Linked DNA regions of Homo sapiens: region 1 is linked to region 2. A link is a loop called in an ENCODE intact Hi-C map of the cell type or tissue named here. Cell type or tissue: ascending aorta. All regions are shown on one strand. Links, peaks and the distances in the headings refer to the core of each region. The heading gives the core; the rest is flanking DNA.

What was found. Hi-C counts contacts between places; a loop is a spot of excess contacts. Peaks named below come from ENCODE experiments on the same cell type or tissue, not always from the same donor. Only the 100,000 strongest peaks of a DNase experiment are listed, where the experiment ranks them.
Region 1: a loop joins it to region 2, with 2.1 times the contacts of the local background. A loop is called at or near these places in 3 of 110 quality-filtered maps.

What each region holds. Positions count from the first base shown.
Region 1 is chr12:41,007,238-41,023,075 of GRCh38, forward strand. It overlaps CNTN1 (contactin 1), which reads left to right. Exons shown (of 24, transcript NM_001843.4): 18 at 6,991-7,061; 19 at 9,445-9,679; 20 at 13,100-13,203. Among named protein-coding and RNA genes, the nearest start is that of PDZRN4, 170 kb to the right of the region's middle. In ascending aorta, for the core only: a CTCF peak has its summit at 4,872 (motif pointing right); no DNase peak of the experiment used is centred there.
Region 2 is chr12:41,182,156-41,198,430 of GRCh38, forward strand. PDZRN4 (PDZ domain containing ring finger 4) reads left to right here and starts at 6,165. Exons shown (of 10, transcript NM_001164595.2): 1 at 6,165-6,948; 2 at 9,303-9,389; 3 at 11,926-12,033. The coding sequence starts at 6,301. It overlaps LOC124903069 (a long non-coding RNA gene), which reads right to left and starts at 6,077. Exons shown (of 2, transcript XR_007063563.1): 1 at 5,646-6,077; 2 at 875-5,175. In ascending aorta, for the core only: a CTCF peak has its summit at 8,454 (motif pointing right); DNase peaks (open chromatin) are centred at 6,596, 7,936 and 8,459; H3K4me3 peaks cover 2,801 bases; H3K27ac peaks cover 2,426 bases.

The DNA of each region.
Region 1 (15,838 bases), core at 232-8,231, 180 kb before region 2:
TTTTAGTAGAGACGGGGTTTCACCGTTTTAGCCGGGATGGTCTTGATCTCCTGACCTTGTGATCCGCCCGCCTCGGCCTCCCAAAGTGCTGGGATTACAGGCGTGAGCCACCGCGCCCGGCCAGTTTTGTGTGTTTTTAAAGAGAAATTTCAGTTATTTAAAGAAATGGATATGAAGCAGCTATATCACCTGGGGTATATACCCTGGGGTTTGTCATCTTGCACCAGGAAAACTTAGGACATGGACTCACACGAGGAGTTTAGCAGCAGAGGTTTAATAGGCAGAAGAGAAGTGAAAGAGAAACAGTTCTCTCTCTATAGAGAGAGGGGTCCCTCAGTGGAAAAGACTGGCTGTCAGTGAATGTGCCAAATTTTATAGTCAGGTTTGAGGAGGCGGTGCCTGATTTACATAGGGCTCACAGATTGGTTTGATCAGGTATGACGTTCACACAATGCATGCGGAAGGTGGTTGTCCCACTCTAATGTTAGCATGCAAATGGGCTTTCCAGTTGACTGGTGCCATCTTCTCTGCTTCTCACTGTACACTTGGCCGACAAAGGGAAGAGAAGATGGACCATCTTGAACATGTATAGTCCTTACTTCCTGCCAGCATTCACCCATGCAAGCTCCCAGCTTGCTTGTTTATGTCTGCAGCTCAACTTTACAGGCTGCTCTTTGTTAGAAAATGATTTGTGGCTGCCTTTCAATAAAAAGCAAAGCCTTACCAAGGACTCTCATTCAGTTACTTTCTGCCTAAGTGATTTCTTAACTTCTATATCGTTCCCCCCTCTGGAGTGGTAACCCTAATTGCTGTTAGTGGTCATTTGAATGATGACTCTTTCTGGCAACTTCCTCCTATAAAGGGGCATTGTGTGGGGAACAGCAGCTATGGCTCCTCCTGGGGTCAATCTAAGGGTCCTTGGAAGAAAGGCATGTCCATGTATGGTTCTGTCTGCAGCACCATTTGGAGTTTGATTGTTTCTAAATGAGAAGAGATGAATGTTAGTTCGAATATGACTATTAAGATTGCCACTATTAGTGGAGGTACCATAGGCCACAATCATAACAGTAGGGTTTGTTACCTGTCAGTCATTTTGATGAAATGAAATACTGGTTTGCTTCTACCAAATGTTGCTGTACTTTATCAGAAGTGTTGATATAAAAGCAACATTTTTTTTTCTTTGAGAAAAACATATATACCCCCGTTGCTTTGCCATTAGGGGATAATTTCTGGTCTAGGTCATCTTTTTTAACTTGCAATATGATTGGGAGAAATATGTCATTGGGTGGCTAGTGTAATTTTAGTGTTAACCCTAGCTAAATCTTTCCTGCAATTAATTCCTTCACAGCTTCCACCAACTATCTATGACATGCTTAAACTTTCTGGCTTGTCCTAAACATCCTTCTTTTTAAACAACCAACTATTCTTTTTAGGACATGTATTTACCATCCTTCTAATCCTTTCATGACTTCCATGAACCATCTATGACATGCTTAAACCTTCTGACTTGTCCTAAACATCTCTCTTTTAAACAACTAGCTATTTTCTTTAGGACAAGTATTTCTCATACAAGATCCCTTCTTATATAAAATCTCTTTCCTTTATAACCTTCTTTGCACCAAACGGTAGCATGAGCATGGAGAACTAAAAAAGCATACTTGGAGTCAGTGTAAATGTTAGCTACCTTTACCTTGCTTAACTCAAGTGCTCTTGTAAGAGCTATCAGTTCAGCTGGTTGAGCACTTATGCCTGGAGTGAGAGACACACTTTCAATAACATTCAGAGTGACTACTGCATATCCTGCCTTCTGTACTCCTTGCTCTGTAAAGGAGCCTCTGTCCATGAAGAGGGCCCAATCTGGATTTTCTAGGGGAGTTTCCCTGAGATCTTCCCTGGCCGCATAGGTCTGTACCACAACTTGTTCACAGTCATATTCAGGTCCTCCAGTTCCCTTGGGGAGAAAGGTGACTGGGCTTAAGCAAAAACAAGTTTTTAACTGGATGGTGGAACCCTCTGATAGTAGGGCTTGATATTTAAGGAGCCTGCTGTCTGTTAACCAAAGGCTTTCCTTAGAGGACAGTAATCCCACCACATTATATGGGGTATAAATAGTCATGTCATTTCCCAGGATTAATTTGGAGGCTTCTGGGACCAGTAGAGCCACTGCAGCAATGGATCAGGGGCATGCTGGCAATCCTTTAACCATCAAATTAAGTTCCTTACTCAGGTAACCCACTGGCTGTTGAGCTGGTCCACAGACCTGTGTTAAAACTCCCAAGGTCATTTCCTTCCTTTCTGATACATACAGATTGAAGGCCCTTCCTATGGAAAGGCTGTGACTATGGCCTCAGTGAGATGGAAGTCCTGAAGTAGTCTTCATTCCCCATTGAGTTTTATGTGCTCCTAACATTGGGGTGTTGAATGGGCTGCTTCAGGTTTTGAAGAGGCCCTGCATCATCAGGTTATTAGTAATGGCTTCTAGCCCTTTCCTAGCCTCTGGCTTCAGTGGATATTGTTTCTGGTTAGGAAAAGAAGTGGGATCCTTAAGATGGATCTGGACTGGCCTAGCAGTTACAGCTCAACTCATTGTTCCTTCAGTTGCCCACACTTCTGGATTGATATTAGCTTCTACCAGGGGGTGACAGAGTTTGTCCTGGGGCTATAAGGATGCTGGTCTGCCTGCAAGTAAAATATCTCTACCTAATAAAGGAGTGGAACTTTTTGGCATGATTAAAAAAGCATGTGTCAATAATAGGTTTCCCCATCTGCAACCTAAGGGGTTGTGAAAAATATTGAATTAGACTTTTTCCTGAGATGCCCTGTGATGCCTGGTCATGCTACAGAAAGAGGGGAGGCCTGGATTAGAGAGGAGAAGAGAGAGAGAGACTGGCTCTAGTGTTCACAAGGAGATCTACCTTCCTTCAATTTCCAGAATCACCCAGGGCTCCTGTGCTGTATGTTGGTTTGAGCCACTGGAGCTCCGGGACCCATCAATCCTGTTGGACAATCTGTGAGACTGGTTTGGAACCCGGTGACCTTCATCTCTGGGGGCAGTCCGACTTCCAATGGTTCCTTCCACAGGCTAGACAAGGTTAAGGTGGTTTTTTCTTGCTGCCTGGGCACTCTTTCTTAAAGTGCCCTGACTTGCTGCACCTATAGAAACTAGCAGATGTACCTCAGGGATCCTGGGCTTTGTATGTTTGCAGAGCAGCTATTAGTGCCTCTGTCCTTCTCTTTTGCTTCCTCTCTTTCTCCTGGATCTCCTCCTCCTGGTCCCTATTATAAAACACCAAAGTGGTCACCCTTAGGAGGTTCTCCAAGATGCTATCTGGTGCTATAGCCTCCTTCTGTATTTTCCTTCTAATATTGGGAGGTGCCTTTTTAATAAACTTGTCCCTTAGGATGAGCTGTCCTCGACTGATTCAGGGGATAAAGGTATGTTTTATGAGTGCCTATCAGTCTTTCCATAAAGGCTGCAGGATTCTCATCTGGTTTTGTTCTATCTTGGAAAGTATAGAGTAATTAATAGATTTTGCCCTTGCTCTTCATAGGCCCTCCAATATGTGCATTAAATGGTGTTTCCTTTTCCATCCATCTGTGGCATCACCGGTGTTCCAACTAGGGTTTGTTTTTTTTTTTAGAGGAACTGCTTCCCTTCCTATCGGGAATGGTGTTTCCATTATTTCTTTGCCTTCCTTATCTCCTTTTTCCTTTTTAATCTACCACAGGAGACATGTTGTTCATCGCCAGAATTTTCTGCTGCCTGCAGAACTGCCTGCTTTTCCACTGTGGTTAGGATTTGGCTTAAGAGCAGCAAAACATCTCTCCGTGTGTGGTGAAACACTTGAGTTAAATTTTGGAAGGGTTCTATATACCTATCAGGATCATCAGAAAATTGGCCTAAATCTTCCTTTATTTGCCTAAGATTCTGTAATGAGATGGGAACTTGAGGTGACCCCAAATAACGGGGATTCTCAGATGGCTCCTCTGGAAGTTGCTTTTCTAGTCTTAGGGAATCATTCCCTTTGGGCCTGCCTGATATGATTGCTACACTTGCAAAGGTCTAGTAAGAAGGCCATGCCCTTGTGCAAAAGAAAATGAGCCATTTTTTCTTCAAAGTCTCAGGATCAAAGGAGTCCCTGTGCTTCAGAATGCACTCCAGAGGAGTACAGGCCTTAGATGATAAAGAGAAGGAAAAAAAGGCATCCCTTTAGTCTCCTTCCTTTTGATGTGACCCAGGGTGGGAGAAAGACAGTGGGGGTGTCCCCCTGTTGTTTTCTCTCCATGGTTCCTGGCATCCTGGCACCTTGTTAAATGTGCTGCCCATGGTTGCAGGTGTGGCTTCCCCAGCCATGGAACCAGAGGAACTAAGTGGTGGGTTTTAGTCACCCTCACCCATGCAACTCTAGTCCTCTGCCTAGACTTTGGGGCTCTCTGAAAAATGGATCTTGGGAAAGACTATGTAACAGTTGCATTTGGGCAATTGTTGCACTCGCCTCCTTAATGGAGGAAGCGTGCTGGTTTGAGCTCTATATCCTGCTATTATGGCCCATGCTAAAGTGTTTACCCTTAGAGAATCATTCCAGTTAACTTCTGACTTAAAATCCCCTTACTAATTAAGTACCATTCTAATTGGAGGCAGAATAGGTATCTTAAAAGAATGTAGGGACCAAATGGCCATTTTCCTGAAGGAAGGACAGTATTAAGACTAAAATTTGGTTTTGGAGGACATTTTACTCCTAATTGCTGAAGGCAGAGTTTTCCCATTCACAGAAACAGCATAAAGCCTGGTTTCTAGTAGAGAGGCGTAAAAAGGGGAGAGAATTGGGAAGCTAGAGTGCTTGGGTAAAGGAGAGGATTCCTATTCCACTAGGTGGTGCTGCTGACTTTGAGATGCCATGTGCTCTCCAGACCAAGGGCAGAGTGACCTTGACATGCCATGTGCTCTCCAGATCAAGGGCAGAGAGAGAGAGACCTGGAAATGCCATGTGCTCTCTAGAACAAGGGCAGGGAGAGATGCTCACTGGGGGTACCCTCTGTTTCTAGAACATCACAAAAACACCTTCCCTTGAGCTATATGCCCATTTACTATGACATTATCTGATCTTGCCAAACAGGATTCCTTCCCTGAACCATAAATCTTCCCACACATTGCATACACAGAGAGGATAAGAGTTATGACAGTTGCCAACAGGAAAGAAAGAAATTATGATAGGAAAGTTGGAGATCTTGTGGCCGATAGCCCATCAGTGGGGACAGAGGCTGGGGTCAGTCCAGTAGCCTTTGGATAACACCAGGGATAGCCCCAGCCAGAAATCCTCAGTTGCTCCAGGACTCCTTCCAGCCCCACATGACGGCTGAGTACTCCATGAAAGGAAGCTGGTTCAAACATGGCCAATATGCCAAGCAACCCATGGGTTCTCCATGTTCTCCCCAGTAAGCCTGTCCCCCAAGTCTTATATGGCTGGCAGCCACGCTAATTATTTTATGGCTGAAGGGGGTCCAGTATTTGGTTTGATTTGGTTCTTAAATGGAGGCCAATAGCCTCTGAATGAAAGGACAGAGTTGGAGTCTGCTCCTCTACTCATTGTTTCAATTAATGTTGTACGCTGGTATCATGGATGAGGTCCCCAGTATGAAATGGCTATGTTGTCTGGGGTATATACCCTGGGATTCATCATCTCACACCAGGAAAACTTAGGACATGGATACACACAAGGAGTTTAGGAGTGGAGATTTAATAGGCAGAAGAGAAGTGAAAGAGAAACAGCTCTCTTTCTGTAGAGGGAGAGGGGTCCCCGAGCAGAAAAGACTGGCTGGCGTTGAATGCGCTGGATTTTATAGTCAGGTTTGAGGAGGTGGTGTCTGATTTACATAGGGCTCACAGATTGGTTTGATCAGGTATGATGTTTACATAGTGCGTGGGGAAGGTTGGTCACTGTACCCTAATCTTATTATGCAAATAGGCTTTCCAGTTGATCAGTGACATCTTGTCTGCTTCTTACTGTACATGTGGCTGAGAAAGAAAAGGGAAGATGGAGCCGCCATCTTGAACATGTGTAGTCCATAGTTCCTGCCGGCATTCACCCGTTCAAGCTCCCAGCTTGCTTGTTTATGTCTGCAGCTCGACTTTACAGGCTGCTCTTTCTTAGAAAATGATTTGGGGCTGCTTTTCATTAAAAAGCAAAGCCTTACCAAGGACTCCCATACCCTTACTTTCTGCCTCAGTGATTTCTTCTTAACTCCTATATTGGATATATTGTGGGTTGTTAAAAAGTGATTATGGAGTGAAGTACAAAAAAAAAAATAGCCATATATCAGTTCTTCCATGCAGTACAGTGGCAGAAAAGGATGTGATGGCTTAGGGATTAAGAAGAAAGCAGTATGACAGAAAGATTTTTAAGATCAGAGACTACAAAGGGTCTTTCTAGCAGGGAAACTGATACTACAAGATGATATAAGAGAACGGGGGAGAGAGTACTTTGGAGTCACTGACGGCGCAGTTTCAGAAAAAATTGGGGAATTGAAAGTGAGAGCATAAGAGACGATATTAGATTTATAATATTTCTAGATATTTGGGGAAACATTATCCAATACAAATGCATGGTTTCTTAACATTTATTTGTAGAATGAAGCATGAAACTAACACAACATTAAGTTGTTAGAAGTTCATAGGCTTCAAAAGTAAAAGTGGCAAAATCTTTTTCCAACAGTCTATGTAATCTTTCAAAATCATACTAACTGAAAGGACAGGAAATGGGCACACTTCCTATGGCACCAAATCAATTTTTATCTTGGCAGAAAAACTGATTATTACAGCTACTGTGAGCCATTGTTATTATAATTGAGTGGATCATTTGTCCAGTATGTTTTTCCTAGTAAAAGAAAAACATTTGTGGTTTCTGTGGTGAATAAGAATTCTAACACCAGGAAAAAAATGCAGGCCCTCTTTTTGTTGTTGTTTTGCATATATTTGTTTGTTTGTTTCAGCACCAAATGTGGCTCCTTCAGATGTAGGAGGTGGAGGTGGAAGAAACAGAGAGCTGACCATAACATGGGCGGTAAGTATTGATGAGTTGCACATATTATAGGTTGCTGTATCTATATTTAACTTCCACCCCATTTTGTTTCCTGAAATAAATTGAGATGAAAGTGACTGCCTACTGCACAAGCAAGAATATATTACTATTTTTTTTTCTTAAATGCAAATCAGATTTTATCTGGCTTACTGTGGCTTAGTGTGTAGCTCCTATGCAAGAATGAATCCTGGATGCTAAGAGATCTGTTAGCCTAGATGATTAAACATTCAGCTGTCTGATTCCAGAGATACTTTGATCATTGTAGTCTGGTAATCTAATTGTAATTTTAAACATTGTCTCTGGACATTCTAAATTCCAAAGATTCCATTTACAAACTTTGTATCAAAACCCATTTTTAAATTGGAGACTGCCTCCTCACTTGAAGCTTACTTTGATCACTGGTGTAATCTAGCATGATAGGTCAGTCTTAGAAGTCACCCATGGGACTAGTTACTGAGGTATCCAAAGCATTTTATTACAGTTTCGTGAGTCAAAGAGTTCTGTATCAGAGACTACAATCTCTAGAAAACAATACATCTTGGCTGGATTTTTGAAATAGGAAAGATATTGGGAGGGGTGGGAAAAGTTGTCTGACAAAACTGTCTGACTTAGACATCTGGCATTTATCCAGATAACATGGTTTATACAGATTCATTTATTCATTAAATACACTTAGTGTTGAATCACTGCAGATAGTCAAAGAGCACAATTTAGGCTCCAAAGGATTTTGAAGACTGTGGAAAAAATGACAGGTTTTATTCTTTGCATTGGTCAAATGGATTTATTTAATAAATGAATGTTTAGCAAAACTTGACTCACTGTGTGCTTTGTAGTCATTTTCTATACTTAGCATTTAAATCACATTTTAAAGCAAGATTTAGCAAAAAAAAACTAATCTGAATCGTAAAATATTTATTTCTAAGTTTAACTGCCAATGAAATGTCCAAAAATGCAAATATTATAAAAATTAGAACATTTCGCTCTTTCTCTTATGGCTTTTTATAAATTCTGTGGATATCTGCTACAGAATAAGATGGGCCTTATAAAAAATTCAGTATTGGAAATTCTCCTCCAAAGATTCAAATTCAGGTTTCTGGAGATAGAGCCCGAGAGTTGTTATTTTTGAAATTTTCATAGCTGATTCTGTTATACTCTAAATTCCAAAAACTAAGTAGAGAACTATCAATAAGAAAAATGTTTAAACTATTGTAGAAATGTTAGGCTATACTATCTAATAATCTAAAATCACATACCTATTAATATATTGTGCAACCACATACAGCTTCTACCATTTGACCTTTCCACATTTCTATATCTTCCTATTTAATATAAGTATGTCCAAGCAATAGTGTTATATTTACTTCAAGGTTTTGCCTCAAGACATCTTAAATTTGATTTTCTGGTAAAAAAAAAAAAAAGTAAATATACAATGTGCACATTTACCTAAATTGCCAAAAAAGGCTAACTGACAAGTACTCACTAGAAGTAGCTGTAAGTCAGTTTTTATTAATAATAGGTGATTAGGGCTGACATAGACTTCTTTATAAGGCAATTTACATGAGTGACAAGAAACCTTGAGAAAATGATGAAAAACCAAGCACTTGCTTTAGAATTGGAGATAGAAACCCAAAGCCATCCTCCTACAAATGAGTGCAATATTGTCCCTTCCTCCTTGTCACCTACTTTTATTCCTCTTACCAGTTTCTTTTCGATCACAAGGTAGATATTCTAGGCTAGAGTCTTATATAACTCTCTTACCATTGCCTTTCAATTCTAATGAAATTCATTTGCTCATCCCTTTAATACATATTACTTGAAGCCCTGTTCTAGGTGCTAGGGATAAAGAGGAAAACAAAACTGACAAAAACGCTGCATTCATAAAACGTGTATTCTAGTAGTTGAGAGAGACAATAAAGTAGATAAATAAGTAAACTGTATAGACTTTGTTAGGGTTAAAGAAAAACAATAGGTAGGGTGCGGGACATGGAGCATTGTGTTGGAGTCTTGCAGTGGCAGAACCTGTGGTCGGAGAAAACGTCGAGGTGATTTTACCTCGGGAAAGTGAGGGGGTGGGAGGAGTCACATAACATCTAGGAGAACATTCTAGGCAGAAGAAACTGAAAGGAAAAAGGCCCGGAGTGAGAGGCCCCTGAGGTGTTCTAGGAGTAGTGAGGCTACAATTTGGTAAATAAGATCATCCCATGTTTAAGTATGTTTTTCCTCTGACATTTGGAACCAGCACTAATGTATGAACTGTGTATGTTTTTACAAAGAGCACGCCTCCGTGTGTGTCATTATCCCCATAGCATTTCCTCCCTGTTACCTGTATTACTAAAACCTACTCAATCTTTTAATTTCTATTTAGCCTTTGTCAAGAGAATACCACTATGGCAACAATTTTGGTTACATAGTGGCATTTAAGCCATTTGATGGAGAAGAATGGAAAAAAGTCACAGTTACTAATCCTGATACTGGCCGATATGTCCATAAAGATGAAACCATGAGCCCTTCCACTGCATTTCAAGTTAAAGTCAAGGCCTTCAACAACAAAGGAGATGGACCTTACAGCCTAGTAGCAGTCATTAATTCAGCACAAGACGGTAGGTGAAAGAAAGACCTTCTTACCTGAGGAGGGAGGAAAAACGTATTTCTCTAGCAGGCATTTAGTTTGTTTCCTTTCAGGCCTTACTTATTAAGACCTTTTTATAGCATTATGCATTTAGTAAATGAGTACTATTTTGAACCAAATTAAACATCACCCTCTTCATCTAAATGATGAGAATGTTGCTAGAGTCTTTTTCATCATTTAGATCATGCCCATGGTATGAGGAAATCCCCATTAAAATAATTGGCTCTGACTTCCATTTTTGGGCTCTTGATTATAATTTTGTAGTCAGAAACTCTCCATACTTGAACAGAATCTCAACATGTCTGTATATTCATAAAGTTTATAATTTAAAACTTCTATAATATGGCCGGGCGTGGTGGCGCATGCCTGTAATCCCAGCACTTTGGGAGGCGGAGGCAGGCAGATCTGTCTGGAGGACAGAGCAAGACTCCGTCTCAAAAAAAAAAAAAAAAAAATTTCTGTAATGTATATATTATATATATTATTTGTAAAATGGCCCCAAATTCTAACCTAAAAATGTGTTTAATTGCAGCATTTACGTAACTTTTTATTACAATACAGAACACAAATTTTGTTAAAGGGAATCTAGACATAATTATATGAAAAAGAGGTCAGTTGAAATTGTTTTCTTGAAAAGGGAAAAATTTGTCCTGTAGGGCATTTAGGAAAAAAACAATGCTAATACCAGCTCTTTTTGTTTTTCTAGAAACTTTAACTTAACTAACCATGGTCATAGAAGACTTTATATATTTATACAAATGATACACAGTTTTAGATTGAGCATAATTACATTATTTTCTCTGATTTCTGTTTAAGCTGCTATACTTTTGTTATTTATATTCTTGTTAAAAATAATACCTTTCTGGCCTGGCATGGTGGCTCACGCCTGTAATCCCAGCACTTAGGGAGGCTGAGGCAGGTGGATCACCTGAGGTTGGGAGTTCGAGACCAGTGTGACCAACATGGAGAAACCCTGTCTCTACTAAAACTACAAAATGAGCCAGGATTGGTGGCACATGCCTGTAATGCCAGCTACTTGGGAGGCTGAGGCAGGAGAATCGCCTGGACCCGGGAGGTGAAGTTGCCGTGAGCCGAGATCAGGCCATTGCACTCCAGCCTGGGCAACAAAAGCGAAAGTCCATCTCAAAAAAAAAAAATAATAATAATAATAATAGCTTTCTTTATTCATGTGCACTGTGTAAATAATTAATGACTAGAAAAACAAATAGAGATGTCATTGCCTTCTGATCTTTGGCAATGTACATTTACCCTTGGCCAAGTTTCTCTTTGCACATGTGTGAGAAGCACAAATAGAAGAGCTTGAAAACTAAAGGTGTGTGAGGTACTCTTCTATCATTAGAGGAAATGGGCTCTATTGGTTCACCCAACTTCCATTGTTTTCACTCCAAGATAGACATTTAGCCATGCCTTATACCTCAACAGAAATTCTCACGTATATTCATCGGTCACAGAATTATTAGTTTTAGTATTTGTTAAAAATGTAATATATAATTAAATCATCCTATGATCTTTACTTTTATTAAACACCATTGTATTCTATATATGTATGTCATAATACCATGTCATATGTCTTAAATATACATAACAAAATTTAATATAAAAGGCAGTTATTCATATATGTTAAAGTATATATGTGTGTATATATAAGTATATATGTATATATTTAAAGTTATATATATACTTTTTACTATATTTTTTACTGCATACAAAAGTATGTGTATTTTAATATATGTGTGTGTGTGTGTGTATGTGTATGTGTGTATTTTTTTACTTTTAAGTTAGCACAACCAAATATGTCAAAAGAATAAAATGTAGAAATAATTTGTTTATTATCAAACAGTGGAAAAGTCCTGATGACAAACTTATATTCTCTATGCTTGTGCTCATTCAGCAGAAATATGATAACTTGGCTGAGCGTGGTGGCTCATGCCTATAATCCCAGCACTTTGGGAGGTCGAGGTGGGCGGATCACCTGAAGTCAGGAGTTCGAGACTAGCCTGACCAACATGGAGAAACCCTATCTCTACTAAAAATACAAAATTAGCCAGGTGTTGTGGCACAAGCCTGTAATCTCAGCTACTCAGGAGGCTGAGGCAGGAGAATCACTTGAACCTGGGAGGTGGAGGTTGTGGTGAACCGAGATCGCGCCATTGCACTCCAGCCTGGGCAACAAGAGCGAAACTCCATCTCAAAAACAAAACAAAACAACAATGAAATATGATAACTTCACTCAGTTTTAATAATTTGAAGAACGAGTACATCTTACAGATAAAATGAGTGTCTTAAGCATTTTACAAGTTACCTTCTCACCTTTTTACTGCTTTACTTGATGCTAAAATAAGTTTTCAGGCAAATAGCTTGTCATCTATTTAGTCATGGCTATTTGTATTTAATTATATTTCTTTCCTAAATATTTCATGAGTCTCATAAAACTTGCATGTGTTGAAACTTGTATAAGTGTTAATCTCTTCTTCCACTGCTGAGAAATCAATCATAGTGCTACACATTTGCCTTGTTTTAGAAAGTCAACAGTGTTCATGTGTAGAACATTTTTAAACATTAAATAGGATTATGGCATTTTAATGAAAGACAATAAAAATTGATCACCCCTGCTTAAAGCCTTCATTGGTTTCTTTGTGTAAATTTCATAAGGGATGTCAGTTACTTTTTTTCTGTGAACAGAGACCTTTTTGATACATATTTGACTTGATGCCCAGTTGGAAGATTAGACATATAAAAGCTTTCTTGAGCCCAGGAAACAGTGGATGTTACAACTTGTTTCAAAGGCTCTTAAAAATTTTTTTTTAAAGATCTTAGCTTGAACATAAAAAGGGAAGTTTTATTAATAATATTGCTGTTTGTAGTTAGTTCACACAAATAGCAAATAAGAGAAAATGTATTATATTGAACAATTTTCTATAATTCCAAATTTCCTATTTCTGATAATATAGAGTTGACAGCTAAATATTAATAATTTTAATTTGCATCAACAGGCTTTCTTAAGCATATCAGTTGAGAGAAATTAAAAAAATAGTTTTTTTTTGCTCACAGATGTAATAGAAATTGATGAAGCTTTCTGTATTTGGTAAAAGTGTGTGTGGGAATGTGTATGTGTATATGTCTATATTAACATTTATGTAAATGAATGTGTGTGTGCACATGTATCACTAATGCCATAAAATAAAGTAACATTAGAAAAATACAGGAAGAGGTAATGAAATAATTGCACTTAGTTTGAAAATAGTAAAGCTATTTTAGAAACATTAAAATTAAAGTATGGTCCAACATCATTCATATAGCAAATGATGCTATTCGAATTTCTTAAATGTAAATATCTCACTAATAATATAATGTTCTCATAAAATTTCAGCTCCCAGTGAAGCCCCAACAGAAGTAGGTGTAAAAGTCTTATCATCTTCTGAGATATCTGTTCATTGGGAACATGTTTTAGAAAAAATAGTGGAAAGCTATCAGGTACGTTAAATTTTTATCAAACTAAATACATTTATTCATAAATATATAAGCATACGTTTTCAAATGTGTTGTATGTTTCAATGTCCCATTAATTTATGTGGCAACTAATACTTTATTCTCTGTGTCTAGTATTGTGGTCATATATAAGTTAATTGTTAAGAATAAAACAGGGGTTCCTAACTGGCCTATCTAGGGGAGATGTAAAGAAACCTAAGTCCTGGCAAACAATTGGCCAAAATAAAAACTATGGTAATAACACTTATGATTACCCAAGGTCTTTTTAGGAAAACATTCTCATAAAAAGCTAGTGAATCTCAAGTTTTTTGGAAAGCATTTTGGTAATTTATAGAAGCATCCTGAAAATAGTCATCCTCTTTGAGTCAGTAGTTCCATTTCGAAAAGTCCCTCCAAAGTAAACAATTTTAAATATACCGAATATGTCTTATGTTATCTATGAAGTAACAATCAAAATGACCCAAATAAAACTTCCCTTGAGCTTAATTTTAAAGAACCAGTAAGAATCAGTCAGACGCAAATGAGAAAACTTGTCTTAGTCAAGGGAGTAAAAACTGGAAAATCAAAACTAGAGAGATTAGTTAGGGTCTTTAATACAATGCTAATGCAATTTAGACTGAGTTATGTAGGAAATGTGAAATCATCATCTCACATTTTTAAGTGCAAGAAGTGAAAATTCAAAGGAATTAACATGGTTTTTCCTTTACAGATGAGCAAATGGATACCAAAGAGATTTGACAACTTGCCTGAGTTGTCACTTACAGAAAGTGTCAGAGCAGTGTCTAAAACTCAAGTTGTCTGATTCAAAGTTCGGGGTTTTATTGCCACACATCACAGACTTCCCTGTTTTTTTTTTCAGTGAGTGCTGTCTAGGGCTGCCTCTCCACCCACCCCACTCCCCCAGCCAGCTTGCATTCTCAGCTTCAGCACCCTCCCTTATCCCTTGTCCATGGAATATTAGCCCCATGAGGGCAGGGTATTGTTCTATTCTCAGTGCCATGCAAGACCAGTGCTGAGCACCTGGCAGGCTCTAAATAGATATTAATTGAATACTGATAGGAATAATGAAGTATGATTAAATAAAATGTTACAATTGGGCTTTCTCAAGGCCATGTTTCTGAGATGTAGCTGTAAAAGAAACTCAAGGCTTTGAGCAGACACACCCAGACCAACAGGAAGCTTTTTTTTTTTTTTTTTGACACAATAGGTTATAATTTGGGAAGATCTTAAAGAGCCCTCAGATCATCTATGCAAGGGTTCAGCTGAATTTATTACAGTACACAGAAGAGTAGACTGGGAATAATTAGACTGAGAATACCCAATATTCATAACTTACTAACCTGACAATTGTGTTTGCGGCTAGTAGGAAAGAGAGAAATTCACTAGATGTTACAAACCCCTGTAATAAATACGCCTGAGGTATCTTTGGGAGAAGACATCAATGTGTAGAGCTTGGAAAGTAAAATTTTGGAGCACAGGATTTTTTTCTTCTTTTATATTATTTATTTCTAACTAATAAATATTGAAAAAAGGATAATTTAACATATAACCCATATCATTGAGTCAAAATGCCAAATATATGACATATTTTACTTTATTTAAAACATGCTAGAAAATTATATATTATCTTTGTTAATGCCAAGAATTATATATTGACGATTTGCTTACTTTTAACAAGAAGAAGACAAAAGAAATAAGAGGTAGGAAGCAACATAGTGGAACCAATGATTCAGATGATAATTAAATTAAATATGCTTTTTTAATTGGGAACTAAACCTTGATTAAGGATTTTCACATAGTCAGTAAAAAGTAATCTTTATCAAAGAAGATTTTTTTCAAATGATAATTTCAAGGGAAAAGTATGTACCATGAGGAGTTGGTTTCACAGATGTCTGACCTTTTCCAACTTACATTAAGTAAAAACTTATGCACTTTGCTGCTGAGCAAACATGGGTTTATATTTCAGCTCTGTCACTTAAGAATTTTGTAGAAAATTGATTTGAACTTTGAGTTTCCTCACCTATAAAGTGAGAAAGTAACCACTGCCTCATAGAACTGTTATGTGAAAGATATTAAATAACCTGTATTTAAGAATTTTCCCTGTTTATGTCATTGGGCATTCCAAGATGGTGGTGATGATGATGATGCTGATGGCAGTGAGGAAGATGATGATGATGTTAATGATGAAAAGACTGATAACACGTCTTGAGTTCTTATTGTGCTAAACACTTAACTAAGCTCATTTTATTAAATCCACACAACCCTAGAGGATAGACACTATTATTATCCCTATTTTAGAGATGAAGAACTTGAGGATTAGAAATGTTTGTCTGAGTAATAATTGTCATAATCAGATTTTAATCTAGTTCTTGCCTCTCCAGAGAACGGTTGATTAAAATTGCTGGAAGTAAATCATAGAATTATTCTTCCCATTCATTCTTTCTTAAAATCCTTTTAAACCTTTTACACAGGGTCTTGGATATCAAAGAGACAAGCACGAACACTTAAAAGAGAAAAATCCATATTATTTATTGTTCTGCAGGAAATGCTCCTGTGACTGTGGCCGGTAGGGGGGAGGGGGGTCTTGACTGACTATAATGTGGTTATTGTTTCCATTTTA
Region 2 (16,275 bases), core at 4,203-12,202:
GTTTCAAAGAACATCTTTATTTCTACCTTCATTTCGTTATGTACCCCATAGTCATTCAGGAGCAGGTTGTTCAGTTTCCATGTAGTTGAGCAGTTTTGAGTGAGTTTCTTGATCCTGATCAATGAGACAGAAGGTTAGCAAGGATATCCAGGAACTGAACTCAGCTCTGCACCAAGCGGACCTAATAGACATCTACAGAACTCTCCACCCCAAATCAACAGAATATACATTCTTTTCAGCACCACACCACACCTATTCCAAAGTTGACCTCATAGTTGGAAGTAAAGCTTTCCTCAGCAAATGTAAAAGAACAGAAATTATAACAAGCTGTCCCTCAGACCACAGTTTATTTATTCTTTCAAGATTTCCGGGAGGTAGGATGATACAGGTGTCAATGATTTCATTTTATAGATGAGATTATACTGAAATTAAATAATTTATGTCAAATCTATGGCATGGCAGAACAAGTCATGGCAAAAGCATCTCTTTGTTTCTTAGACATCGTTCTAGTCAACAGAGTTTCCATGTGGAATTTCCAGTATCCATTATTTTAAAAAATTATATTTTCATGTAATAAATTATTAATATATAATATTAATTATGTCTAGATTTCCTTTGAGTTTGGGATAAACGAGCAAACAAGTGGCTTCAGAAGCCCAAAGAAATACTGATGGTAAATGAGATCAGTGATATTTTTCCTGGTTTTGTCTTCAAACCTTAGTTACATTGGTTTTAGATTGTGGTTTCCACATCACTGTAATAAAAAGTAAAAAATGACAATTGACAAAATAATTTCTTTTCTTCCACTAAGCAAGAAGCTGACTTAATGAGCTCACATCTCAAAATTCTGTGAAAATTGCTGTAATTTTGCAGAAACATCCAGAAAAATATTACTATAGAAAATTTTTATTGAACGAAGCACAAAGTAAGAGTTTGACCGAAATATATAGTGATTGATTTATTAAGACAAAACTTAAAGAACATACGCAATTGGTTTATTACATAGAAAACTTTCAGCTATTTAAGACCAGTTATGTGGAACAAAATGGTCTAAAATAGCCATATTGGTTATTGGTATTGCATAGAACAGTTAAACGATATTCTCATTTACATAAACTATTCAAAGGCCTCTAATAAACATGACCTTGGAACTTCCCTCATCAGAGGAAGCAAAACAAAAAGAGAGCTTTTAAACGATGGAATCAAATGAATGCAATTACAGAGTCCATTCACATATTTCATTCGATAGCATATTTTATTCTAAAATAACCCCATGGCAAGTGTAAGAAAAACAAGCCAATACAATATAGCGTTTAAGAGTCTGAGTTCTTTAGTGAGGCTGATCTTAGTTTAAGCCTAGGATCTGCCACTTTTGATTTGTGTGAACTTGGTCAAGTTATGGGAACAATAAAAGTACCCACTCAAAATCGTCATTGGAAGATTTGAATGAGATTGTGTATGTAGGGAATGTAGTGCTGTGGCTGTCACATAGTAAGAGTTATTATCTATTAGCTTGTGGTTGTTTTTTATACCATCTCTCTTTGTCAGTGACTATGACCCACAAGATATAACACAAAATTAAAGTTAACTAAATGCAGAATTTAATCTATTTTTCTCTATAAACCATCTCTCACAATAGTCCCTTCTTAAAAAGAATAATAGTACCCTTCCTAATGTCTGGGTGACTTTGGAAGAATCAGTCTGTAATCTAATTTTAAGTTGCCACAATTTTTAATTTAATACCTCACTTTAATTTGATTTTCTTCAAATTCCTCATTCTGCTGTGTCTGATAATTCATTCCTGCAGAGACTGCACAATTATTGTAAATTATTTACTCAATTTTGGTGTACATAATTGTTTTATTCATATTACTTTATTCCCCTTAAAAATGGCATTCTGTACTGTCATAATACCCCTTCCAACTACATTTTGCCAAAGACAGCAGGAAAGCAAGATAATAGCAAATAACTCCTAATGGATTATGTGTCAACAGACAGGAATTATAAGAATTGATACTGCTCTGTGTTCTCAGGATTTAACTGATTATGTATAATTTGGAGTGAAACATATCCAAAATGTATCACTTCTCTAACATAATATATTATCAGCCTACTTTTGTAAAATAAAAAAAATCTGCCTCATTTTTAATAAACTTTCAACTAACTCAACTTCAAAGTATCTTTTATTGTTCTTATCAAGTTTGGAATTTTTCTGTACTGTCAAAGTGACCTCGTTATTATCTCATGCATTACAAACATAGTCATTTATGCTACTAGGTGCAAATCTGATCCCACATTATGATGGAAAAATTATCAAGATAAGAACAAAGTCCATTAACTTCAACACAAATGAATGTATTCCACAGGAAATATTTTGACCTAAAGTGGCTAAGTACTTTTGCCTCAGCTACCAGAGTAATTTAGTATAGTTACAGATTACATTTAGAGCACTTGGGATAATTATAGAAATAGTACTAATTTATGATAAATGACCAGGGAATTGAGAAAAGAAAAACATAGATGATGAAATTTTCTTTATGAGAAAGTTTATATAATAGAGAATTGAAAAACTATTGTTATATATAAAGTACTAACTTATGCTATATGAACACATATAAAATAAATGTTTAAGGTCCTATTCTTTGAAAAATTCCCCCAACCTTTCCAACTTCATGGCCCTTAATTAAATAAATAAAACATGAAAAAGAGTCACAAATGAGTTGGTTTTGACAAAGCATTATCTGTGCATGAGGTGAAAAAAATCTTTCTCTTTCACATTTTACCTCTCCATTCATCATTTTTGAGTCTTAGAATACAGTATTTTATTTTGGGACTTTTAGCATTTGACTCAACAACCAATACTCCTAGATTCATTCTTGGAAGTAGGCATGACTCAGAGCTGGGATGGAACCCTGCCTCTTCTCACTGGAAACACCCAAGGCACATCCCAGTTTCATTACTGCACTAGGAATTGGCCCAAATAATTTAGCAACTTAATGTTTTAATCTCTTTTCATGAATATATGACTGCTGATAGCAGATGAAAGCAAAAACTAGTTACTAAGCTGAAAATACTCAACCAACTACTGATTGCTTAAAGATTTTATTTTATTTATTTATTTTTTCCTTGAGGTGGAGTTTCACTCTTGTTGCCCAGGCTGGAGTGCAATGATGTGATCTCGGCTCACTGCAACCTCCGCCTCCCAGGTTCAAGCGATTCTCCTGCCTCAGCCTCCTGAGTAGCTGGGATTACAGGCACCTGCCACCATGCCTGGCTAATTATTTTTAATAAATTTTTAGTAGAGATGGGGTTTCACCAAGTTGGCCAGGCTGGTTTCGAAGTCTCAGCCTCAAGTGATCCACCTGCCTCGGCCTCCCAAACTGCTGCTTAAAGATAACTTGAATCAAGCCATGATTCTTGGCTTGGAAATAAGCTAAGTGAATTCATAGTCTTTCCTTTGTTTCTTGGCTGGCAAAGCACAATCTCAGCTCCAGGCTGAACAAAAGGTTATGAGAAATGTAAAAGGCTTGGTTTTGGCTACAACGCACAACACAGCTAGAAGTTGGCCTTGCCCAACAAGAAGACAGTGGGTTTCCTTTCAGCTCTTCCCCAAGTGTTAGTATTCAGCCTGCAATTTTCACTATCCAGGGATGTTTAGATGATAGACAATTATGATCAGTGAAAACATAAGAGTATGCCCAAGCTAAAGATGCAAGGTGTTAATTTGTCTAATTTGCCAAAAAGCATCTAAATATTACTGGGTCTGTTTTGCTGAAATATTTGTGCATATATTAAACTCATTTAAAGTGCTTTCTTTGTTTACCCAAGCTAATTACTTCCATTTAATTAGGCTCCATATTCCTAGCTCACTCAAGCTTTTCACTGATATTACAATTTTGCTAATATGTAGAAAAATATTTTACAGTCTGGGAAGTGAAACGAGACTATCTGACTCAACTGATGTCACAGACTTATGCCACAATGTTTCCAGATGGCAAAAGTTTATGAGGTTCACTTGGGTGTGTCCATTCTCTTAGAGTTCAATTCTTGTCATGTTTTTTCTTTATACTTAGCTCTTTTGGAAATGCTTAGGCTTTTATTTTATTACGTAAAAGATTTTCCTGTTCTGTTTGGCCTATTTCATTACTCAGTTTCACTTTACATGCCCTCATTTTGGAACTTCCTATTCTCTGTGGACAACGTTTTTGACATCTGCTTTACTTTAATAATAAAAATGTTATGCATCCTGGAATTAGTCATAACATAATTTGCTCATGCTCCTTACTTTTGCTATAGGAATTGCATGGGTATACCAAGGATATCATATGAACTTTTTTTTTTTCCAAGTAACTGAAGTCTCATGGTCCTAACAGTCTCATGTCTCAAAATAATATTTTTGGATTCCATCTCTTCTCTCTCTTTTTAAAAATGCTGTCAGTGTCATTGTGTTTACTGTAAAACCAATAAATGTCAAGCTATAGCTATAACTGTATATGCATGGTTATAATTATAAATGTTTATAGCTGTAAGTCACAACTTTTTCTATAGCTAAAAAAAGGAATAGATTTCTCCTGCCCAGAAGTATTTTAATAAATTCTAGAACATGTATTTCCAGTTTATGCAATTCACAAAAATATTTTCATGCTGTTAATATTAAATGATTTCTTATTTAATCAGTAATTCATTGTTTGCTTATTTATTTGTAGAAAGACAGGTCGAAAGAGGGGGGAAATTTGGAACATAGGGGCAAATGTTACTTTATCACATATGAATCTATATATATTAAATGAGAAATATAGCATCTTATTTTGAAAAAGAGTTTAAAAGCATATCAAACATCTAGCACACCAATCATCACTGGTTATTGAACAACTAACAAAATCTCATCTTTCAAACAGCAAGAAGGCTCAGAAGGTTATTAGCCTCTATTATTAGTCTTTGCTAATTCTTCAGTTAGCTCCAAGGATTTAAAAGACAAAGTCTGGAGCTGTTCTCATCAATTCCAACTGATGCCATTTGGTGTCATAGAGAATTACAAGCTTTCCAGGAACAAGGCTCAACTGGCAGCAAGGAATCATCAATGATTAATTTATAAAACCCACCCAAGCATCTGGTGGCAGCTTCAGGATAATGGCAGTAAGTGATATGCAGCCAGGTGACAGGATCTCTGCATTCCTAAGGTTCAGAAGATGGTAAAGGAAGTGGAGTAAGAAGGGTTTGGAATGACGCCCTACTGCGTGTTTTCAGGACGGCTTGTCATGCTACACAATTTGAGGAGTCAAACTAGGAGGGGAGGCAATTTGGATCCAAAGGGTTCATTCAGGGTAAGTAGAAGGAAGCAGCCACTAAGATTTTATTTATATGTTATTTCACTGCTTTCTTTCATCATCCTTCCCTTTAATTTTCCCTTCCAGGTTCCCAAATGATCACATTCCCGTCCCCAGTAGTAAAACGCCCGTGGAAGTAGAAGATGGATGCTGTGGCAACTGAACCTGGAGTCAGACTCAGAATCCCAGCTTCCTCACTCGGGAGGAGGCCTTGCATGGCTGTTCATGGGCTCCCTAAGAAGGCAGTGTCCTGAGGCGGGCCCTTGACTTTTTCCCCATCTTTGCTGCTAGGTCAAGGATCGCGCCATTCTAACTCACCTGATTTCTGGATCACGGTTTGAGAAGCCTGGCCCTGTGGATTTCCTAGTGTTATTTTCCTTATAGTGATTTCCTAAGGTCACAGTTTCCTAACTTCTGATTTTGTAGTTTTGATGTGAAAGAACAAAAGTGCTTCGATTTCAAACATATTGGAGATAGACTCGACGCCGGGCGGGCCATGGGCATTCAGCGGAAAACCAGACAGACAAAAAGATTCTGCTCTCCCGAAGCTTACATTGTGGTGAATTTAAAAGTTGTTTCTCAACATTAGCGCTTTACCCATCAGCAGCCCTGCCCAGGGCGAGGCGCCTCGATGCTTGAAGTTCACTGTTCAGGCGAAGGAGAACACAGTGTTCCCAAGGACCATTGTAAGCTGGGCGGCCAAAATTTGAAAGAACATAAATCGCAGGGCAACGAAGGAGGCGGGGGTCTCTGGAGGTTACTTCTATTAGCGTCAATACGGGCGAAATCAGGGGACCTAGCAGGAGCCTGAAAACTTCAAGCCAAACAAACAGTGAGATCACACCTCCCACCCGCCACCTCCCTCCACTGCCGCCGCCGCGAGACGGCTGCCCCGGGGGTGGCCCGGGGAAGGCAGGGGGGCTCGGAGAAGACGGACTCTGCTTTCGCTCCCCCTTTCTTCCCCATCCCTAACATGGGCTTTGCCCTGGAGCGCTTCGCAGAAGCCGTGGACCCGGCTCTGGAGTGCAAACTGTGCGGCCAGGTGCTTGAAGAGCCCCTGTGCACGCCGTGCGGGCACGTCTTCTGCGCCAGCTGCCTGTTGCCCTGGGCGGTGCGGAGGCGCCGGTGCCCGCTGCAGTGCCAGCCCTTGGCGCCCGGCGAGCTGTACCGGGTGCTGCCGCTGCGCAGCCTCATCCAGAAGCTGCGAGTCCAGTGCGACTACCGCGCCCGCGGCTGCGGCCACTCGGTCAGGCTGCACGAGCTGGAGGCGCACGTCGAGCACTGCGACTTCGGCCCTGCCCGCCGGCTCCGCAGCCGCGGGGGCTGCGCTTCGGGGCTGGGCGGTGGTGAGGTGCCCGCGCGGGGGGGCTGCGGTCCGACACCCAGGGCTGGCCGGGGCGGGGGCGCGCGCGGGGGGCCGCCGGGCGGCCGCTGGGGCCGCGGGCGGGGACCCGGGCCTCGGGTCCTCGCCTGGAGGCGGCGCGAGAAGGCGCTGCTGGCGCAGCTCTGGGCGCTGCAGGGCGAGGTGCAGCTCACGGCGCGCAGGTACCAGGAGAAGTTCACCCAATACATGGCTCACGTCCGCAACTTCGTCGGCGACCTCGGTGGCGGCCACCGCAGGGTAAGCAAAGGGGGGTGGGCACCGCGGGCATGGTCGATTGGGGTGGGAAAAGGAGCGGTTCTTTCTGACGCTTCAGGATTCCTTTGGAATTGGGCATCCTTCCTCACTATGCAGCAGGAAACATCCACACCCTGATCATACTTTCCTGTCATTATCTTACGAATGGATTGGCGTCGAAGTTAAGGATTGTCCCTTTTCTGATTATATTACGATTGGAAAGAGTTAAACAGATTCGATTCTAACTTTCCCCCGGGAAAGTAGGAATTGTGAAAACTCATTTTCCATCCAGACTCTCGTTTTCCATCTTTCACCCTCCTGCCCACCGTCTCTGCCTATTTTTTGAGCACTTGTCCCGTGCCTGAAGCAAATCCGAGAAGGAAAGACAGAAAGCGAAGACTTTCCCGGCCCAGCCTTTCCTCTCCCGCGGCCACCAGCATCCCCGCGGCCCTGGCAGCCGCGCACGCACACCTGGGACTGGTGTCAGCGTTGATGACACTTGCGCTGCCACTGCCTGAATCAACTGCCTTCTATTAAGTTGGGGACTGTGAGGCACGTTGGGGCCAGGACAGCCTCAGGAGTTGAGAGATGGGGTTTCTTAGACTTGCAGAGTTCATTTCATCACTCTGACTTTCCCTAAATAAGCCTTCCTTGCCTCGGGATCTCATTATTGGTGGAGAGAGAGAGAGAGATTGAGATTGTGTGTGTGCGACCTGGGAAGTCCAGTCCGAGAACCTCCATCTGTGGTCAGACCGGCCCTGCGAGCCCCCAGGCAGCGGTTGTTTCCCTTCTTTGTCTAAGCTGCTGGCCCCGAACTGCGCTCCTGGTCCTCCCGCCGGCTTTCATACCGAATAAACAAGCCTCTTTGCAGCATCCCGTGTGAAGAGGCTTGTTTATAAAGCTGTTACTTCTCTCCTGGAGGACTTCTGCACAGTGTCTGACATTGTTGGTCGCTGCCATGGTGAGCAGGGATTTAGCAGAATTTGCGCACCATTCAAGGAGCTGTTTTCATTCTTCAGCACTCCCGGGGAGGAGCAACCCAGAAAGATTCCCATTTGGGACTGGCTGCTCCACACTGCCTCTAACTCAGGCACTGAGTTTAGAAGCGCCCGTCTTGAACGTAAAAGAGAAAATTGAAGTGAGAGGGACTAAAATGTTTCTACCTTGATGAATGGAAGCACGTTGTGTATTAAACGACCGGTTTCAAGGAGTATTTCTCTAGTTCATATATGCATATACATATACGCATATATACAGGTAAATTTACAAAACGGGAGGACCCGGGGAAAAGCACAGATAGAAGCTTTGTATTACCAGTCCAGGTTTCAAGGTCGTAGGAAACCAATGGTTGAAGGAAAGGAGGAACAGCTAGAATAATATTACAGAAAAGTCCATGCAACAAGTCAAGCTATGATTCTGAGAAGTGAGAAAAACTGCCCATGATTTGCAGACTAGCCAAAACCTTCTATGTGTTCCTCAGAAGTGTTTTTCTACTACCAGTAGGGGCTGCTCTGCGCATTGCCTGGGAAAAGCTCCTGGGAAAATATCTTGATGCTGATAGCAGTGATGATGATGCATATGTTCTGAATGTTATCATTCAGAAATAGTTTCCAAGTAAAGGTTAATAACATCTACAACCATGAATAAACCCACCTAGTCCAGCACTAATTCATCCTATGTGTAAGTTAGTCTTTACTAATAAACATTGTAGCTATAATTCATATTTGTTTTACTATTATTTGGCCAGCAGGAAAAAATACATACTACTTTACCTAGCACAAACCCTTATTTTTTTATTCTGCAGGAATTATGCAAAACCAAATAGGAATATTATTTAAAATTAGGACTACAGTAGCCTAACAGATCCTGCATTACAACAGCAACATGAATGTTATGACTATAATTTATAAATAGTTCCAGTGTTTCTTAAATTCCTTAAGACTTTACAAAATAAAAATTTTACACTATTGATAATTTATATTTTACTTTTCTGTAATGGAGGGAAAAATAAAGATACCTCCAAGGTTTAACCAGAAATCTGTTTTCAATTGCAGTGAAATCAGATTTAGATACTGCATTAGGATAAAAGAGCTTCCTGTCTCAAAATGCAAAGCCATTTAGTAATTTTTGAAAATAGGGCTTTTTCCCCTCACATGCACAGTTGTTCTTTTTCAAATACATACTTGCAAAGTAAGTATAGGAAAATGTCAACCTTCTGCCACATTCAACCATCCTTAATTTTAAAGTTTTCCTCTTTTCACATGTCAGTTAACTTACAGTACATAAAAACTTATTGTAGGATTTATTTTTCTTTTATATTTTTACCTGGTTAAGTCATTTTATACATTTTTTTCTAGGATGGAGAGCATAAGCCATTCACTATTGTGTTAGAAAGAGAAAATGACACTTTGGGATTCAATATTATAGGAGGTCGACCAAATCAGGTAAAACACCTTGTTAATGCATTACTCGTTACTTATAAAATAAGCATTAATAAGCATTACTCATTGCTTATAAAATAATAGAGGACTTAGCTTTTGTTTGTGGATTTTGAGTAAGAAAAACAAGTGGTTTAATCTTTAAAATTATACTTGTGATCAAATATCAGATTTCTTAATGCAAATATTCCAGTACATACCCAGATTTTATTTATTTATTTATTTATTTATTTATTTATTTATTTATTTTGTTTGTTTGTTTGAGACAGAGTCTTGCTCTGTTGCCCAGGCTAGAGTGCAGTGGCACGATCTCAGCTCACTGCAACCTCTTCCTCCTGGGTTCAAGCAATTCTCCTGCCTCAGCCTCCCAAATAGCTGGGATTACAGGCTCCTGCCACCACACCCGGCTAATTTTTTGTATTTTTAGTAGAGACAGGGTTTCACATGTTGGCCAGGCTCGTTTTGAACTCCTCACCCCAAGTGATCCACCTCACGGTCTCCCAAAGTGCTAGGATTACAGGTGTGAGCCACCATGCCTGGCTCTGATTTTATTATTTTTTAATTTTTAAAAATTATTTTCTTTTTGAGTTGGAGTATCACTCTGCAGCCCAGGCTGGAGTGCAGTAGCGTGATCTCAGCTCAATGCAACCACTGCCTCTGGTTCAATTGATTCTCCTGCCTCAACCACCCAAGTAGCTGGGATTATAGGCGTGTGCCACCACGCCCAGCTAATTTTTGTATTTGTAGCAGAGAAAATACAAAATGTTGGCAAAGCTGGTCTCGAACTCCTAATCTCAAGTGATCCACCTCCCTCACCTCCCAAAGTGCTGGGATTACAGGCTTGAGCCACTGCACCTGGCCTTTATTTTTGAGAAAAACAAAAAACAACAGCTAGCAAACTTGGTTCTCTTTGCTACTTTAAAAGAAGAAAAGGAAAGTACATTTCACATTTTATCTAAATTTTATTGTCCTTTTGGCAAATTTCTTGAATAAACCTATTTCACAATACCATGTGTAGGCAATTTCTATTTGATAATATTAGGCAATTGTATTGCCTGCTTAAACCTATTTATTAAGTGCAATTACTCAGTTTGAAGATGCTAATACAGACTAGGAAGAAAATTATATTGAATGAATGAATGAACAGTTGAAACAAGGGATGATTGATTTCAATAGGAAGTACCATGTTAAAGAAAAACAGTTGATTAGAAATATTTTTGGCTCCCCAAACCGAGTTCTTTGTTTGATTGCATGAATAATATTCTTCATGTTGATGTCAATTGTTTTCAAAATGCATATTTTAAACTTATAGAATATACTGTAGTTGCAAAGTTCTTTTATATCTTTGAATTCCTGTGTCAACTTAATTTTCACCGTAACTGGAAAAAGGTGGTTAAGTTTTAAAAAATGATGTTCTTTAATTTTTCTCAATAAACTGCCATGAAATTTTTGCATCCTGCATTGCAGATGTTGTACAAGGAAACTGTCTTAGTGTTGTTGGCCATATGCTCTGTTTAGGTAAGGATGGCAGTGACATATTTCTTCCTTGTTTTTAGTATTTTGAAAACTTAGCAACTAATGACTGCTGTGCTTCTCTTTTTAAAACAGTCCTCATTTATTAAGATGAAAGCCTTTTCATCATAGCATTTTCGTTATCATTTTCCCTAAGGAATATTTTTATAGATTCTATTTTGGTATTTGACATTTAGATGACATCGGGCCTTTTTAAAAAGTCTCTTAAAATTCATGATAAGGACAGCTAAAGAGAAATAATTTTATTTAACCTGTCATGAAGTCAAATGACATTTAAAATTATATAATGTATTATTATAGGATGTTGGATATTTTCCCCTAAATAAGCTTTGACTTCTTGTGACTGGCTAAAATGTCCTATTTTTACCATATTGGCTATGTTTGAGGTTTAACTAATCATGAGTCAGACTGCACCTGGAAATATGTAACGATGAGTTTGCATGGGTTCCCTTTTGCATAGGTTCCCTTGCAGTTTAGATGTGATCTTTTGGGATTTTACACTTGAGTAAGCTACCAGTGTCTCTTGTGAATAGACACAACTAGAGCTATGTTTCTAAATCTGGCACATCAAAAAGCTAAATTACATTTCTAAACTCTACCACATCTCAAACCAGTTATACAGTGGGAACCAGATATATGTTTTTTTCCTTCTTTAACCTTATCACCCTTTTACTTGCTGTCTCTCTTTAGAAGTGAGATGTTTTATAAATAATACTTAAAAGCCAGTTTATTTCACCTTGTACATGCCCTTTCCCATAGCTTTTTTATGTGAACTCAAAAATGTGAAGTAAATAGATAATCTTGTCAGAGACCCTGGACTCATTCATTAAAACTGCCACCTTGATTAATGACTAGTTGGTGTTAAGTAAGTTAAAATTCTGTTCCAAATCCCCAGCTAAGAGAGTTGCAGGTTTACAGAGGATTGGTAATGTTACATTTGGTAAATTGTCCCTAATAATATTTAAATTTTGCTTACATCTTTCTTCTGCTAATGATTTTTTAAAAATAGAATAATCAGGAAGGAACATCGACTGAAGGAATTTACGTTTCAAAAATTTTAGAAAATGGACCTGCTGACAGAGCAGATGGCCTGGAGATTCATGACAAAATCATGGAGGTAAGACAATGATAAAACATGTATATGATCCATGCAAGAAAGATTGGGATATTTTAAGTTTTCAAATTTACCACTTTACCTTGGTGTGGTGCTTATTAGAATATACATTCTTAGTAGCAGTAAAGGCATTATCATTTTTACTTTCTTACAAAAAATGTAAAAGTCACTGGGAGAGGTGGCTCATGCCTATAATCCCAGCACTTTTGGTGGCTGAGGCAGGAGCATCACGTGAGCTTAGGAGTTCGAGACCTGACTGGGCAACATTGTGAGACTTCATCTCTACCAAAAAACAAAACAAAAAAATTAGCTGGGCATGGTGGCACATACCTATGGTCCCAGCTACTCAGGAGGCTGAGGTGGGTGGATCACTCGATGTTAAACCCAGGAGGTCAAGGCTGTGGTGAGCTGTGTGTAGGCCACTGCTCTCTAGCCTAGGCAACAGAGCAAGACGCTGCCTCCAAAAAGAAGTAAAACTCTATTATGATTCTATATAATTCGTTAGATATTGTGATGAAAGAATAAAATGCCTGAAGTTTTCAAATGTGTTAATGAATACCTCTGTTTTAATAACCTGTGTTTCCCATGAACTATGATGTCACTTGCTTGATTATTAAAGGATTAATTATTATAACATTTCAAAAAAGGATGATAAATCTCTGTTGAGGAACATTTCTGATGAGGAACTATGATTATATTTTAAATTTGTAATTAATATTTTATATGTAGAGTTTGGAATAAATTATACAATACTTTTAATATTTCTTGGTGTAATATGGCTACCTTGTTCCTGTCATTATCTTTTATATGAAAGAAAAAGAGAAATACCTTTTTTTCTCTTTGTTGTGAAAACCTGGTGAGAACTCTTTGTATGTTTTAACTGTATTGTTGTATTCGGGGGTGATAAAGTGAGCACCTATATGCTAGTAAAATTGGGTTATGTTAATGAAATTTTATGTCCCTGCCATCTGCCATCTCTGTCCTTTTGACATTTTATTAACTGGTTAAGATAATATTACTTTTTGTTGCCAAAAATGGTTAAGTTACTTTTATCAGTGAGTTTATTTCCAATGGATTAGTGAAGCTATAAATAGGAATTTGGAAGGTTTACTTGACTCCACTATTGTTTTTAAAAATTCTGTTCACTCTAGGCTATATAATCACTAGTGCTATCTCTCTGAATACTTATATAAACTATCAGAATGGAGGCAGATTTTCTATATTAAATTTTAAATAAAGTTTTAGCTTTTCATTCATCCTCTGTGCACTAAACAAAGTTGAATTTTTAATGAATCGACATAGAGTAAGAGTGAAGAATATAGAAGACCCAATAGTTTGCTGTTTTGGGAAAAAAGAACACAACATTTATAAATTAGCCGACTACAAAATTTAGAAAAAAAAGAAGAGTTATCTTTTGCCAAAAAAAAAACTTTGATTTATATCTAAAGAGGTCTCTTGTATCAAGATTTTTATTCTTCCAGTTTTGTTGCCGAGAAAGTGCAGACCTACTTTTGCTGTTGCTATCCAGTTCATCTTGACAATTTGTCTAGTGGAAACATTCACATGCTGTAGCTTCTAAAGTTAGAATGTGCACAGTATGATCTAAAGGGCAACATACTTTAAACAGAAGATTGTCCCTATTACTTTCTGCATTATCTCAAAAACATATTAAGTTGTCCAGTTACCAATGGAAAATAAATTCCTACATTTGATATTATTAGAAGAACTGATGGAACTGAATACATATATTGTTACACCCACACAAACACATAGACACAACAGAAATACGTATTGGCAATTTAAAAAATAACTTATTCTAGCTAGATGACAATATTATGTATGCTTCATTAATGTTACATTAGAAAAGAAAAAGAATTTTTTATATTGTCATACAACAATTTGGTTACAAACCTACTGTTTTTTTTAAAGAGGTAATTTTATAAAACTATGGTTGAAAATCAAGTGCATCTAGACACCTACATAGTACTGTTACTAATATATGTCAGATTAACCTTATTTAAACCCTGTAAGATAAAAAGTAAGGAGGTCAACCACAGAAATTCAAATGAAATTTAACTAGCTGCGGTATTATTATTCACTTTCATTTGCATATATTAGCAGTTAATGACTAGAGCTTGAAATTTGTCTCAATGATATAGATTTTTCAATGTGTCTTTTATACCAGGGTACATTGATTTTATGTATATATGCTATAGTTGTAGAATGGATCAATGTGACCACATTTGCAGTTAAGAAATGGGTTAGATGAGGTGCATATTTCTAGAATGTTGTGTGTTAAATAGCATGAAATATTTTAGAAAGAAGATTATTAGAAATAAATTGCTCTTGCTTAGTTGTTCAGTGATGCTATCGGCTTTTTGAGTGAATAGATATTTGTGTGACTTTAATATCTAGTTAAACAAGAAGTGTGTTTTTTCTTGTGCATATGGTGTGTGTTGTAAAAGATCCCTATGTAATCATTAAAGTTAGAAATATTTGATGCTTATCATTATTTTAGTTTCTCTGTCATTATGATATCAATCAACTTTAAGCAGTTTTTAGCTAATTGGAAATTGAGAAGAAATCTATCAATTTAAAATGTGCAGATGCATATTTTAAAACAGATTTTTAAAGTAAAGATAATAATTTATTTTCTGTTTTGTGATCAAAGATTTGTTCATTGAACAAATTTAATGGCTCAATTTTTGAATTTCAAATGGTCATGCTGATTTAAACCTGGTGCAACAAGTAAGTTTGTTAACAGTGTAAAGGGTACAAACTAGTTCATATATTATAAAATTATCCGTATGACTTATGCACAATCTGACACATTACTAAATGCTTTGAATTTACTGATATATAACTGAAATAAAAAATAAAAACAATAAGAGATTCTATGGTTTATATATAGTCAAGATATGCTCAAAAATATTTTCTGTAGCTAATTGCTTGATGCACACATACAAGTTTATGAATTGTTTTTAAAAAATAATAAAATTTTCCAAAGTTATTCACTTGAAGAGGAAGTAGACATGTTAAAGGTTTTGTTCTGTTGGTGGTTAAAAAGATTTTATAAACTCTAATAAATAATATATTAGTTATAATAGTTTTGCCACAGTTCAACAAAGGCTAGTAACACGTATTATTTTTTAATATTTGCATTCTATTGATAAAATTCAAGAATAATAAAAGAATAAAAAATTACTGTCATTAGGTAAACCTATGTCATATTTTTCACATAATATAAGGCAAGTTAATTTTTGGAGTCAGTCTCCACAAGCAACTATGTTAACCAGTTTCTAGCTATTTCCACATCCATATTTGTTAAACTATTTATGCTTGTAAATTTTAAAAAATCAGTTGTGATAGTTGAGTTACACTAGGTGTCAAAATATCACTGGAGACTGAAAAGGCAGAAGATATTGTTGAAGGCATTTTGAAACATCACAGAAATTCACATACACCAAGAATTCACCACAGTATACAGCTGAATAAAAGCATGCTGTTTTTCATTCTTTCAAGAATCAAAGGAATCACAGAAAATCCCTGATCCTATCGAAGGTTGGGCACAATTCTGGAAGAAGGCATGACCATTGCTGTAGTTATCATCATGTTAGGATGCCTAAGTGGTATGTGGGAGGGAGTTGAGAAACAAAGTTCACTGTTGCTTTTAGCATCGATTCCTCTATTCTTTCTTTCTTTCTTCTTCTTCTTCTTTTCCTTGTTTTTTCTGGGTTTTTTTTTTTGGAGACAGGATCTTGCTCTGTCACCTAGGCTGGAATGCAGTGGCATGATCACAGCTCACTGCAGCCTCTACCTCTGGGACTCAAGGTATCCTCCAGCCTAAGCCTCCCAAGTAGCTGGGACTACAGGTGCACCCCACCTCACCTGGCTAATTTTTTAAAAATTTTCTGTAGAGATGGGGTTTCACCATGCTGCCCAGGCTGGTCTTGAACTCCTGGGCTCAAGCGACCTGTCCACCTTGACCTCCTGAAATGCTGGGATTACAGGCGTGAGCCATAGTGCCCAGTCTCCTCTCTTATTTCTATGATACTGATAGCAGGCAATGCAACCATAACTCCAGAGTGGGAAAGGGTGGATAATCATTCATGGCTCTTTGTTTACACTTTCTTCTCCCAGCACTCCCCTAACCCCTGCAGCTCCAGGCCAATGTTGTTTGAAACAGTGCTGGAGGCACAGTGCTTCTCTCAACTTCTGGAGACCAGAGTGGGGCTGAAGGTCTGT